Linked DNA regions of Homo sapiens: region 2 is linked to region 1. Evidence: read pairs that join two places in POLR2A ChIA-PET (ENCODE). Cell type or tissue: IMR-90. All regions are shown on one strand. Links, peaks and the distances in the headings refer to the core of each region. The heading gives the core; the rest is flanking DNA.

Evidence for each region. ChIA-PET counts read pairs that join two places held together with the same protein. Peaks named below come from ENCODE experiments on the same cell type or tissue, not always from the same donor. Only the 100,000 strongest peaks of a DNase experiment are listed, where the experiment ranks them.
Region 2: POLR2A ChIA-PET joins it to region 1 with 8 read pairs; 1 of 35 experiments calls an interaction of 5 or more read pairs at or near these places.

What each region holds. Positions count from the first base shown.
Region 1 is chr17:42,413,237-42,417,236 of GRCh38, reverse strand. The region is part of intron 1 of CAVIN1 (caveolae associated protein 1); the gene reads left to right. Among named protein-coding and RNA genes, the nearest start is that of CAVIN1, 8.0 kb to the left of the region's middle. In IMR-90, for the core only: no CTCF peak of the experiment used is centred there; no DNase peak of the experiment used is centred there; H3K27ac peaks cover 818 bases.
Region 2 is chr17:42,966,220-42,974,095 of GRCh38, reverse strand. PTGES3L-AARSD1 (PTGES3L-AARSD1 readthrough) reads left to right here. Exons shown (of 17, transcript NM_001136042.2): 5 at 2,400-2,489; 6 at 3,754-3,807. PTGES3L (prostaglandin E synthase 3 like) reads left to right here. Exons shown (of 7, transcript NM_001261430.2): 5 at 2,400-2,489; 6 at 3,754-3,807; 7 at 4,910-5,993. The coding sequence ends at 4,948. Among named protein-coding and RNA genes, the nearest start is that of AARSD1, 5.7 kb to the right of the region's middle. RefSeq lists an enhancer at 901-1,467 and a silencer at 4,537-4,737. In IMR-90, for the core only: no CTCF peak of the experiment used is centred there; DNase peaks (open chromatin) are centred at 4,615 and 4,985.

The sequences.
Region 1 (4,000 bases), core at 1-4,000:
AGCAATCCACCTGCCTTGGCCTCCCAAAGTGCTAAGATTACAGGCATAAGCCACCACAACCAGCCTCCATTACAATCTTATGGGACCACGGTTGTGTATGCCGTCTGTTGACTGAAACGTTGCTATGCGGCTCATGACTAAAAATGTGTTCTGGAGCAGTTTTGAGGAGGCAAAGTCAGTGACCTACATATGGACCAGCAGCAAAGGCCCATCAGACCTGCTCCAAGTGCCTGGGGATAAGGGCCAGGAAGCATTTAAGGGATTAGGTGTCTCATGGGCATTAAAGGGTAGGGCACCAGGGCTGGAACGAGAGCCTGATGGCTTCTCCTCCCCAAATCGCAATCCAACCTGTACCTCTTTCCTGGATTCAACGCAAATTAGGGCTACCTTGCTCTAGAAGAACCCCAAACCTTTGTCCAAAAATATTCTCAACCCAGGGCTTTGGTCCCTTTCATCCCTAAAACCCAGCGGCCATGGAGAGTATGCATAGTACATCCCTTCCTCCCAAACTGAGTTTGGGTTGTTTTTCCTGGTCACTGGGTCCAAAGCAGGGAGGGTATTTTTAGGGGTATTCCCAAGACGAAAGGAAATCATGCTATCCCTGGGTTCCTCCCTCCCTTTTTTTTTTTTTTTTTTTTTTTTTGAGAAAGGATCTTAGCTCTGCAGCCCAGGCTGGAGTGGTGGTATCATAGCTCACTGCAGCCTCAAACTCCTAGGCTCAAGCAATCCTCCCATCTCACCATCTCAGCCTCCCAAGTAGCTGGTACTACAGGCACAAGCCACCATGCCCAGCTAATTTTTAAATTCCTTCCGGCCTTCTTTCCTTCTTCTTTTCTTCTTTTCTCTCTCTCTCTCTCTCTCTTCTTTCTTTGACAGAGTCTTGCTCTGTCACCCAGGCCGGAGTGCAGTAGCGTGATCTCAGCTCACTGTAACCTCCACCTCCTGGATTCAAGCAATTTTCATGCCTCACCGTCCTAAGTAGCTGGGATTACAGGCATGTGCCACCACACCTGGCTAATTTTTGTATTTTTAGCAGAGACGGGGTTTCACCATGTTGGCTAGGCTGGTCTCGAACTCCTGACCTCAGGTGATCCACCTGCCTCAGCCTCCCAAAGTGCTGGAATTACAGGTGGGAGCCACTGTGCTCAGCCTAAATGTTTTTTCTAGAGGGTCCCCACTGTTGCTTAGGCTGGTCTCGAATTCCTGGGCATAAGTGATACTCCTGCCTTGGCCGCCCAAAGTGCTGGGGTTACAGGCGTGAGCCACGCGGCCTTTTTATTTTTATTTTTCATATTGTAAAGATCAAAGTCAAAAGCATGAGGAGACAGCAAAGAGTGGGCAACTGATAGCAAGAGGGGAGGGGATATTATTGCTAAGCAACTAACCTCAGAAGTAGGAGTGGCTTGGGCCATTTTTTTTTGGAAATATAACATTGTGAATATTTCATCATTCTGTCATTAGCATTTTTTAAATTTTTCTTTTCTTTTTTTCTTTTTTTTTGTTTTTTGTTTTGTTTTGTTTTTCTGAGACAGGGTCTCACTCTGTTGCCCAGGCTGGAATGTAGTGGCAGCTGTCACGGCTCACTGCAGCCCCTGTCGTCCGGGCTCAAGCATTCCTCCTGCCTTAGGCCCCCAAGTAGCTAGGACTACAGACATGCACCACCACATCCAGCTAATTTTTGTATTTTTTGGTGGAGATGGGGTTTCTCCACATTGCCCAGGGTCTCCAATTCCTGAGCTCAAGCAATCCGTCTGCCTCAGCCTCCCAAAGTGCTGGGATTACAGGCGTGAGCCACCGCACCCGGCCTCATTATACACTTCTTGAGCTAGAAGACACTTTGCAAATAATCAACTTCAACTCCTTCATTTTGTGGTTTAGGAAGCTGAGGCCCAGAGAGGGGAAGTCACTAGCCTATTGTCACTCAAGTGATTGGGAGTCAAACTGGAGCCAGAACCCAGGTGTACCCTTCCGCTACACTCACTGCTCCCCACCCCCTCCTTCCGTTCTGGGCTCTGCAGCAGAAAGCTGAGTGAAGACTAGCCCTGACAAAGCTAGGGCTAGCTGTGGCTCCGACACTTGCTGAGGGAGTTAGTTGCACAGTCCTGGCCCTGGGGCTGCTTTGCGTGTGTATGGGTGTTTGTGTGTGTGGCGTTGGCTATGAGTGGCCAGCATTGGTGGCCATTGGCTGCTTAGCCTTGTAAGTGCTGAAGTAGAGGCAATGTGTGGTCACCTGGCCTGGTGACAGTGGGAGGGGAGAGGTGTAGGGGAGGGGAGGGGTGTAGGGGAGAAAAGTGGGGGAAAGGAGGGGTGTTGGGGAGGGGAGGGGCGTAGGGGAGGAGTGGAGCTCCTGGTCAGCCGTGGTGTGCCCTGGCAGGGACTCCACACATACCTAGGAGAGGGACATGTTGTTTCCCTTTCTCTTCAGCCTCTCTGCCACTCCCACCTCCTCCTTGTACCCTGCAGGGGAGGTTGGGACCTGCTGCTTTGTTTTTTTGAGACTACAGGCTTTATCAAATACTGCTATTGCCTGAGTCCAATAGTGCCGCCAAGTGTCCCTCTCGCCTGGCATCTGATTGCTCAAAGCAAGAAGCCTATAGTCTTCCACAACTCAGCCCCTCAGGAGAGAGAGTTGGGGGCTGCCGCAGAGGTCCAGAGGTCCCAGGACATAGGCTCACCTGTCATAAAAATAGCTTGGTTTTGCCAGGCACAGTGATGTGTGCCTGTAGTCCCAGCTACTCAATAAGTTGAGGCAGGAAGATTGCTTGAGACTAGGAGTTTGAAGCCAGGTTGGACAGCATAGAGAGACTCTATCTTAAAAAAAAAAATAGAGCTTGGTTTTGGATCCTGATTTCTCTGTGCATTTTAGTGTATGATATCTTAAGTGGTAGCAAGAGGGAGGGGTGGCAAGGGAGACAGAAGGTGGGGACGTGGCCAAAGGGAAATTGCCAGGATGTCCCTCTTCCATGCCTATCCCTCTCCTCATTTGGGGTAGCATCCTGTGTCCACCCTACCCCAGGGAAGAATGAAAACAGATTAATCTGGGCACACTGGCTCATGCCTGTAATCCCAGCACTTTGGGAGGCTGAGGTGGGTGGACCACTTGAGGTCAGGAGTTCAAGACCAGCCTGGCCAACATGGCGAAACTCCGTCTCTACCAAAAATACAAAAAAAATTAGCCGGGCATGGTGGCACACACCTGTAATCCCAGCTACTAGGGAGGCTGAGGCAGGAGAATCACTTGAACTCAGGAGGCAGAGGTTGCAGTGAGCCAAGATCACGCCACTATACTCCACAGCCTGGGTGACAGAGCAAGACTCCGTCTAAAAAAAAACAACAACCACAAAACTGGGATTGGCAGAGTCTGACTCTGAAGACAGTGAAGTTGTGTGCCTTTGTATTTACTCATCTGAGCCTCCCCAGTTATAATCCAACAACTAGCCCCTTAGAAAACTCCTTATCCACCCCTAGTAGCCTCCATAGTCTTCCTATGATTATGGCTGGGGAAGGATTGGAGATGGAAGCCCAAGAATGGGACTGGGGAATATTGTAGAGGGAGGAAGGGAGGGGCTCAATTGAAGCTGTGTTTATTAATTCTTGGGCTTGAGTTTGCCCCACCCCTTTTGGCCCCAGGGACCTCTTTTTTTTTTTTTTTTTTTTTTTTTTTTTTTTTCCCTTTTTGAGACAGACTTTTGCTCTGTCGCCCAGGCTAGAGTGAAGTGGCTGGACCTCAGCTCACTGCAAACTTCACCTCCCTGGTTCAAGTGATTCTCCTGCCTCAGCCTCCCGAGTAGCTGAAATTTCAGGCATGTGCCAACAGGCCCCACTAACAGTATTTTTTGCAGAGACCTGGGCAATGTTGCTGAGGCTGGTCTTGAACTCCTGGGCTCAAGGGATCCACCCACCTTGGCCTCCAAAGTGCTGGGATTACAGGGATTATAGGCGTGAGCCACTGTGCCCAGCTCCCAGGGCCCTCTTGATGAAGCATTTAAAATGAGTTTCT
Region 2 (7,876 bases), core at 3,275-7,274, 550 kb before region 1:
GTGAGCCACTGCGCCTGGCTGCAGCTTGTCTGTCTTATTGGTTGACTCCTATGTTGCTTTATTTTTTTTTATTTTTATTTTTATTTTTTTTTAATTTATTTTTTTATTGATAATTCTTGGGTGTTTCTCACAGAGGGGGATTTGGCAGGGTCATGGGACAATAGTGGAGGGAAGGTCAGCAGATAAACAAGTGAACAAAGGTCTCTGGTTTTCCTAGGCAGAGGACCCTGCGGCCTTCCGCAGTGTTTGTGTCCCTGATTACTTGAGATTAGGGAGTGGTGATGACTCTTAACGAGCATGCTGCCTTCAAGCATCTGTTTAACAAAGCACATCTTGCACCGCCCTTAACCCATTTAACCCTGAGTGGACACAGCACATGTTTCAGAGAGCACAGGGTTGGGGGTAAGGTCACAGATCAACAGGATCCCAAGGCAGAAGAATTTTTCTTAGTGCAGAACAAAATGAAAAGTCTCCCATGTCTACTTCTTTCTACACAGACACGGCAACCATCCGATTTCTCAATCTTTTCCCCACCTTTTCCGCCTTTCTATTCCACAAAGCCGCCATTGTCATCCTGGCCCGTTCTCAGTGAGCTGTTGGGCACACCTCCCAGACGGGGTGGTGGCCAGGCAGAGGGGCTCCTCACTTCCCAGTAGGGGCGGCCGGGCAGAGGCGCCCCTCACCTCCCGGACGGGGCGGCTGGCCGGGCAGGGGGCTGACCCCCCCCACTTCCCTCCCGGACGGGGCGGCTGGCCGGGCGGAGGGGCTCTTCACTTCCCAGTAGGGGCCGCCGGGCAGAGGCGCCCCTCACCTCCCGGACGGGGCGGCTGGCCGGGCGGGGGGCTGACCCCCCCACCTCCCTCCCGGACGGGGCGGCTGGCCGGGCGGGGGGCTGACCCCCCCCCACCTCCCTCCCGGATGGGGTGGCTGCTGGGCAGAGACGCTCCTCACTTCCCAGATGGGGTGGCTGCCGGGCGGAGAGGCTCCTCACTTCTCAGACGGGGTGGTTGCCAGGCAGAGGGTCTCCTCACTTCTCAGACGGGGCGGCCGGGCAGAGACGCTCCTCACCTCCCAGACGGGGTCGCGGCCGGGCAGAGGCGCTCCTCACATCCCAGATGGGGCAGCGGGGCAGAGGTGCTCCCCACATCTCAGACGATGGGTGGCCGGGCAGAGACGCTCATCACTTCCTAGATGTGATGGCGGCCGGGAAGAGGCGCTCCTCACTTCCTAGATGGGATGGCGGCCGGGCGGAGACGCTCCTCACTTTCCAGACTGGGCAGCCAGGCAGAGGGGCTCCTCACATCCCAGACGATGGGCGGCCAGGCAGAGACACTCCTCACTTCCCAGACGGGGTGGCGGCCGGGCAGAGGCTGCAATCTCAGCACTTTGGGAGGCCAAGGCAGGCGGCTGGGAGGTGTAGGTTGTAGCGAGCCGAGATCATGCCACTGCACTCCAGCCTGGGCACCATTGAGCACTGAGTGAACGAGACTCCGTCTGCAATCCCGGCACCTCGGGAGGCCGAGGCTGGCGGATCACTCGCGGTTAGGGGCTGGAGACCGGCCCAGCCAACACAGCGAAACCCCGTCTCCACCAAAACCAGTCAGGCGTGGCGGTGCGTGCCTGCAATCGCAGGCACTCGGCAGGCTGAGGCAGGAGAATCAGGCAGGGAGGTTGCAGTGAGCCGAGATGGCAGCAGTACAGTCCAGCTTCGGCTCCGCATGAGAGGGAGACCGTGGAAAGAGAGGGAGACCATGGGGAGGGGGAGGGGGAGGGGGAGAGGGAGAGGGAGAGAGAGAGGGCATAATGCCTATGTTGCTTTATGATACAATTATCTTTCCAGATGTGTTGTCTCCTCAGTCAATCGGCTCCTGGAGGGTGGGACTTCTTTTTTTTTTTTTTTTTTTTTTTGAGATGCAGTCTTGCTCTGTCACCCAGGCTGGGGTGCAGTGGCACGATCTTGGCTCACTGCGACCTCCGCCTCCCAGGCTCAAGCAATTCTCCTGCCTCAGCCTCCCGAGTAGCTGGGACTACAGGTGCCCGTCACCACGCCCGGATAATTTTTGTATTTTTACTAGAGACGAGGTTTCACCATATTGGCCAGGCTGGTCTCGAACTCCTGACCTTGTGATCCTCCTGCCTCGGCCTTCCAAAGTGCTGAGATTACAGGCATGAGCCACCACGCCTGGCCGGAGGGTAGGACTTCTGAGATTTTCAGACTCTATCATGCCTAGCTTTGTGTGTAGATTGGCAGGTTCCTGGTCAAAGGAGTGCAGTTGGGAGGACTAGGGACCTACTGACCCTCTTTTCCCCAGGCGTGCTCCCATGCATATGCCCACACTCTCCCACACACTCCTGCTCCTGCCCTCCTGGCCTGTGACTCTTGGTGCCTCTTCTTGCAGCCAGTGTGGCTGTCTGTGGACTTTGATAACTGGAGAGACTGGGAAGGGGATGAAGAGATGGAGCTGGCTCATGTGGAACATTATGCAGAGGTGAGAGACAACACCTACTGTGTTCTGCCCACTTGATCATTCTTTGTGTTTCTCTGCACACATGTCTCTGGAGGATTGTCACTGGGGCCAAGCAGAGATATGCAAGCTCTCTAGGCAGGTTACTCATTGATGCTGATATTCTTTACGTATTTTGTGCAATGTTTATTTAATAGGGATGAGAGGAAAGAATATTATTGAAATTATATACATTGATTCACTTATTCAGTGTAGAGCCTGTATTCTGAAGAAGTTTGACAAAACGTTTTTCCACTTTTCTGTAATTCTTGTTCTACTGTTTTCTGTGTGTGTGTGTGTGTGTGTGGTTTTCTGTCGCCTAGGCTGGAGTGCAATGGCGCGATCTCAGCTCACTGCAACCTCTGCCTCTGGGTTCAAGCAATTTTGTCTCATCCTCCTGAGTAGCTGGGATTACAGGTGCCCACCACCACTTCTGGATAATTTTTGTATTTTTTTAGTAGAGACGGAGTTTCACCATGTTGGCCAGGCTGGTCTCAAATTCCTGACCTCAGGTGATCCACCTGCCTCACCCTCCCAAGTGGTGGGATTACAGGCGTAAGTCACCATGCCTGGCCTGTGTGTGTGGTTTTCTTTTTGAGACAGAGTCTTGCTCTGTCTCCCAGGCTGGAGTGCAGTAGCTCCCTGCAACCTCCACTTCCCAGGTTCAAGTGATTCTTGTGCCTCAGCCACCTGAGTAGCTGGGATTACAGGCATGCGCCACCACCCCTGGCTAATTTTTTTTTGTATTTTTGGTAGAGATGGGGTTTCATCATGTTGGCCAGGCTGGTCTGGAACTCCTGGCCTCAAGTGATCTGTCTGTCTCAGCCTCCCAAAGTGCTCACATTACAAATGTGAGCCACCAAACCCGGCCTCTGTGTGTGTGTGTGTGTGTGTGTGTGTGTGTGTGTGTGTGTGCGCGTGTTAAGCCAGACAACTTCATGGGATGTTAAAACTAGCAGTATAAAAACTCACATCATAAATAATTGGCCCCCAGTAAATCACACACTGTCGTTATATTATTTGGTTTCAGTTATAAAAACACTAGCCGACTCCAATCTGGATTTGTGTTAAATTTTCTTTTAAGAAGGGGATCAATTTACTTTTCTCAAATTAATTCCAGTGATGTTTTAAAGATGGGAGCAGTTGCCTGACCAGTTCTGGCTGCAACCATTCTTCTATGGACCATCAATGTGCAGATTGTTCTTCCTTCACTCCCTTCTCCCTTGTGATTATTTTTTCTTCCCACTAGCTTTTGAAGAAGGTCAGCACCAAGAGACCTCCACCTGCCATGGATGATTTGGATGTAAGTAAAGCCTTCCCCTCAACCCTTCAGTTTCTTTGTAGCCCTTAAAAACAACCCACTAGAGAGCTCCTATCCCAGTTCCTAGCACACAGTAGTTCTCAGTGCCTGTTAACCAAATTTGAGTTTGACCCAAGAGGGCTAATATTCTTTTTTTGGGGGGTGGGGGAGGAGTTTCACTCTTTCGCCCAGGTTGGAGTGCAGTGGCCCGATCTTGGCTCACTGCAACCTCTGCCTCCTGGGTTCAAGAGATTCTCCTGCCTCAGACTCCTGAGTAGCTGGGAATATAGGTGCCTGCCACCACGCCCAGCTAATTTTTGTATTTTTAGTAGAGACAGGGTTTTGCCATGTTAGCCAGGCTGGTCTCGAACTCCTGGCCTGAGGTGATCCACCCGCCTCGGCCTCCCAAAGTATTGGGATTACAGGCGTGAGCCACCACGCCTGGCCCAAGAAGGCTAATATTCTTCTCCAGGCTTTAGAAAACCCTAGCAAGACCCTCCTGCTTTCCATCTACCCCTCTGTTTCTCCATCCTAGAGAAGACCTACCCCAGCTGTAAGGAGCAATAGCATTAATTAAAATTCTGAAACTAGGGTGGGTGTGGTGGCTCACGCCTGTAATCCCAGCACTTTGAGAGGCCAAGGCAGGTGGATCACTTGTGCTCAGCAGTTTGAGACCAGCCTGGGCAACAGGGCAAAACCCTGTCTCTACCAAAAGTACAAAAATTAGCCAGGCACAGTAGCCTATAATCCCAGCTACTCAAGTGGCTGAGGTGGGAGGATCGCTTGAGACTGTGAGGCAGAGGTTGCACTGAGCTGAGATCATGCCACTGCACTGCAGCTGGGTGATGAAGCAAGACCCTGTCTCAAAAAAAAAAAAAAAAAAAAAAAAAGTCCTGAAACTAATGATGTATGACAAAGTAGTGTTGGTTTACTTAACATCCAAAGTAAGTTAAAACCTTTCATATTAGCCCCCTAAGTTGGGTGGTTTAGGAAATCACAAAAAGAAACTTGGAGAACAGGAGAGAGGAAGCAGTATTTGTTAACACAAATGTTCCTGCTTTGCAGGGTCTACAGGTGCTTTGTCTTTTTTCCCCCCCGCCCCCAGGATGATTCTGACAGTGCTGATGATGCAACAAGTAATTAACTTTCTGTGACGCAAAGCTGGGAAGGCAGCTGTGGCTATTTTCCAGTTGTTCTAGAAAGCTAGCGCCTAGGCCTTTGTCAGCGCTTTGGCTGTGCACCAAGTTCTTCTGAGATCTCTGAACTTTCCTAGAAGCTCTTTATTAAGGGTCGTCCTTCAAGCTTGTCTTCCTCCTAGGCACTTGACTATGGCTCCACATCAGATGCAGGGTCGGGGAGGGGTAGACTGGTAGGGCTTCTGATTTCTTACTGATTGGTTTCTAATCTCTGTGTTTAGGCCACTTGATTATTTGAGTATGTGTGTGTATGTGGCAAAACAAAAGCCAAAGAAGAATGCAGATTATAGAAATCTCTACTATGTGTGCATATGGGGCAAAGCAAAAAGCCAAAGAAGAAACAGATTATAATAAATCTCTAGGAACTGTTCTCTGTCTGTTTCCTTCTTGTACTTATTCCTCCTGGTGGCAAGCCTCTTCTCCCTCTAGTAACCAAGCTGGGGTGCTTCCTCTTGCCCAGATTTGTGCTCTGATTTCTTACAGCTAATTCTGTCATCTCTAGAACCAGCCACTTCAGCTTCCTGCACACTCTAGAAATCTCTTTATACTTTTTTTTTTTTTTTCCGAGATGGAGTCTTGCTCTGTCGCCCAGGCTGGAGTGCAGTGGTGCAGTCTCTGTTCACTGCAACCTCCACCTTCTGGGTTCAAGCAATTCTCCTGCCTCAGCCTCCCAAGTAGATGGGACTACAGATGTGCACCACCAGGCCCAGCTAATTTTTGTATTTTTAGCAGAGATGGGGTTTCACCATGTTGGCCAGGCTGGTCTCGAACTCCTGACCTCAAGTAATCCACCCACCTCAGCCTCCCAAAGTGCTAGGATTACATGTATGAGCCACCACACCCGGCCCTCTTTATACTTTTAAAACTGATTGTTACTCTAGTTAATGTCTATGTTTATTTGTCCAACAGCTATTCTATTTGTCCATAAACTTTTTTGAGTGCCTAATATGTACAGTTGACTGTAACTTAAACAAAATAAATGCATTGCCTATAGACTTTGCTCTTGAACTCATGGTAAACTATTAGGATTTACTTTAAAAGTAAACTTTATTTATTTATTTATGTTTGAGATAGAGTCTTGCTTTGTTGCCCAGGCTGGAATACAGTGGTACATTCATTATTCATGGAGCCCTGACTTCCTGGGCTCAAGTAATCCTCCTGCCTCAGCCTCCTGGGTAGCTAGGACTACACTACAGCTGACTAAGTTAAAAAATATTTTTGTAGGCTAGGTGCGGTGGCTTATGCTTGTAATCCCAACACTTTGGGAGGCTGAGGTGGGTGGATCACCTGAGGTCAGGAGTTCGAGACCAGCCTGACCAACATGGAGAAACCCTGTCTCCACTAAAAATACAAAATTAGTCAGGCGTGGTGGCTCATGCCTGTAATCCCAGCTGCTTCAGAGGCTGAGGCAGGAGAATGGCTTGAATCCAGGAGGTGGAGGTTGCTGTGAGCCGAGATCACACCATTGCACTCCAGCCAGGGCAACAAGAGCGAAACTCCGTCTCGCTCTATAAAATATATATATATTATATATTAATTTTATATATAAAATATATATTATATATATTAATTTTATATATTATATATAAATTATATATTTAAAATATATAATATATAAATTATATATGATACATATTATATATATTTTATATATTATATATCTACATATATAAATACATATATATTTATATATTATATATTATATTATATATTATATAATATATATTTTATATATTATATTATATATTATATAATATATATTTTATATATTATATTATATATTATATAATATATATTTTATATATTATATTATATATTATATAATATATATTTTATATATTATATTATATATTATATAATATATATTTTATATATTATATTATATATTATATAATATATATTTTATATATTATATTATATATTATATAATATATATTTTATATATTATATTATATATTATATAATATATATTTTATATATATGTAAAGACCTTGTCTTTAGGACAAACTATTTTTTTGTAAAGATTTGCTTGTTGCCCAGGCTGCTCTCAAACTCCTGGCCTTAAGCCTCCTTCCTCGGCCTCCCAAAGTGCTGGGATTACAGGCCTGAGCCACCATCCCTGGCCCCATACTGCATTATAAATACTATAATACCTATAATTTATTTTATACTATGTAGTTCTAAGGTATAATTATATAACATACAAAACAATATATAACATGGAACATAAACATATAGTATATATTACTTACATGCAGTATGTTAAAACTTAATTAGCAGATGTGTTGTGTGTGTCTGTGTGTGTACACAACTGGAATCATACCATCCGCATCTTGCATTGTGCCCTTTTTCATTTAATATATATTGGAGATCTTTACAAGTCAGAACATATAGATCTAACTCATTTTTTTCATGGCTATATGGTATTCCATTGAATGTATTTTTCATAATTTCACAGGTTCTTTATTGAGGGACACGTAGGTCGTTAGTCTTTTACCATATTCTTTTTTTTTGAGACGAAGTCTCGCTCTTGTCCCCCAGGCTGGAATGCGACGGCGTGGTCTCAGCTCACTGCAACCTCCGCATCCCGGGTTCAAGCGATTCTCTTGCCTCGGCTCCCCTAGTAGCTGGGATTACAGGCGCCTGCCACCAGGCCCAGCTAATTTTTGTATTTTTAGTAGAGACGGGGTTTTACCACGTTGGCCAGGCTGGTCTAGAACTCCTGACCTCAGGTGATCCACCTGCCTCGGCCTCCCAAAGTGCCGGGATTACAGGCATGAGCCACCGCGTCCGGCAGTCTTTTACCATTTGCAAACAATATTGCAATCAACATTTAAAAATGTGGATCTTTACATATTTTTGCCAGGATATCTGTA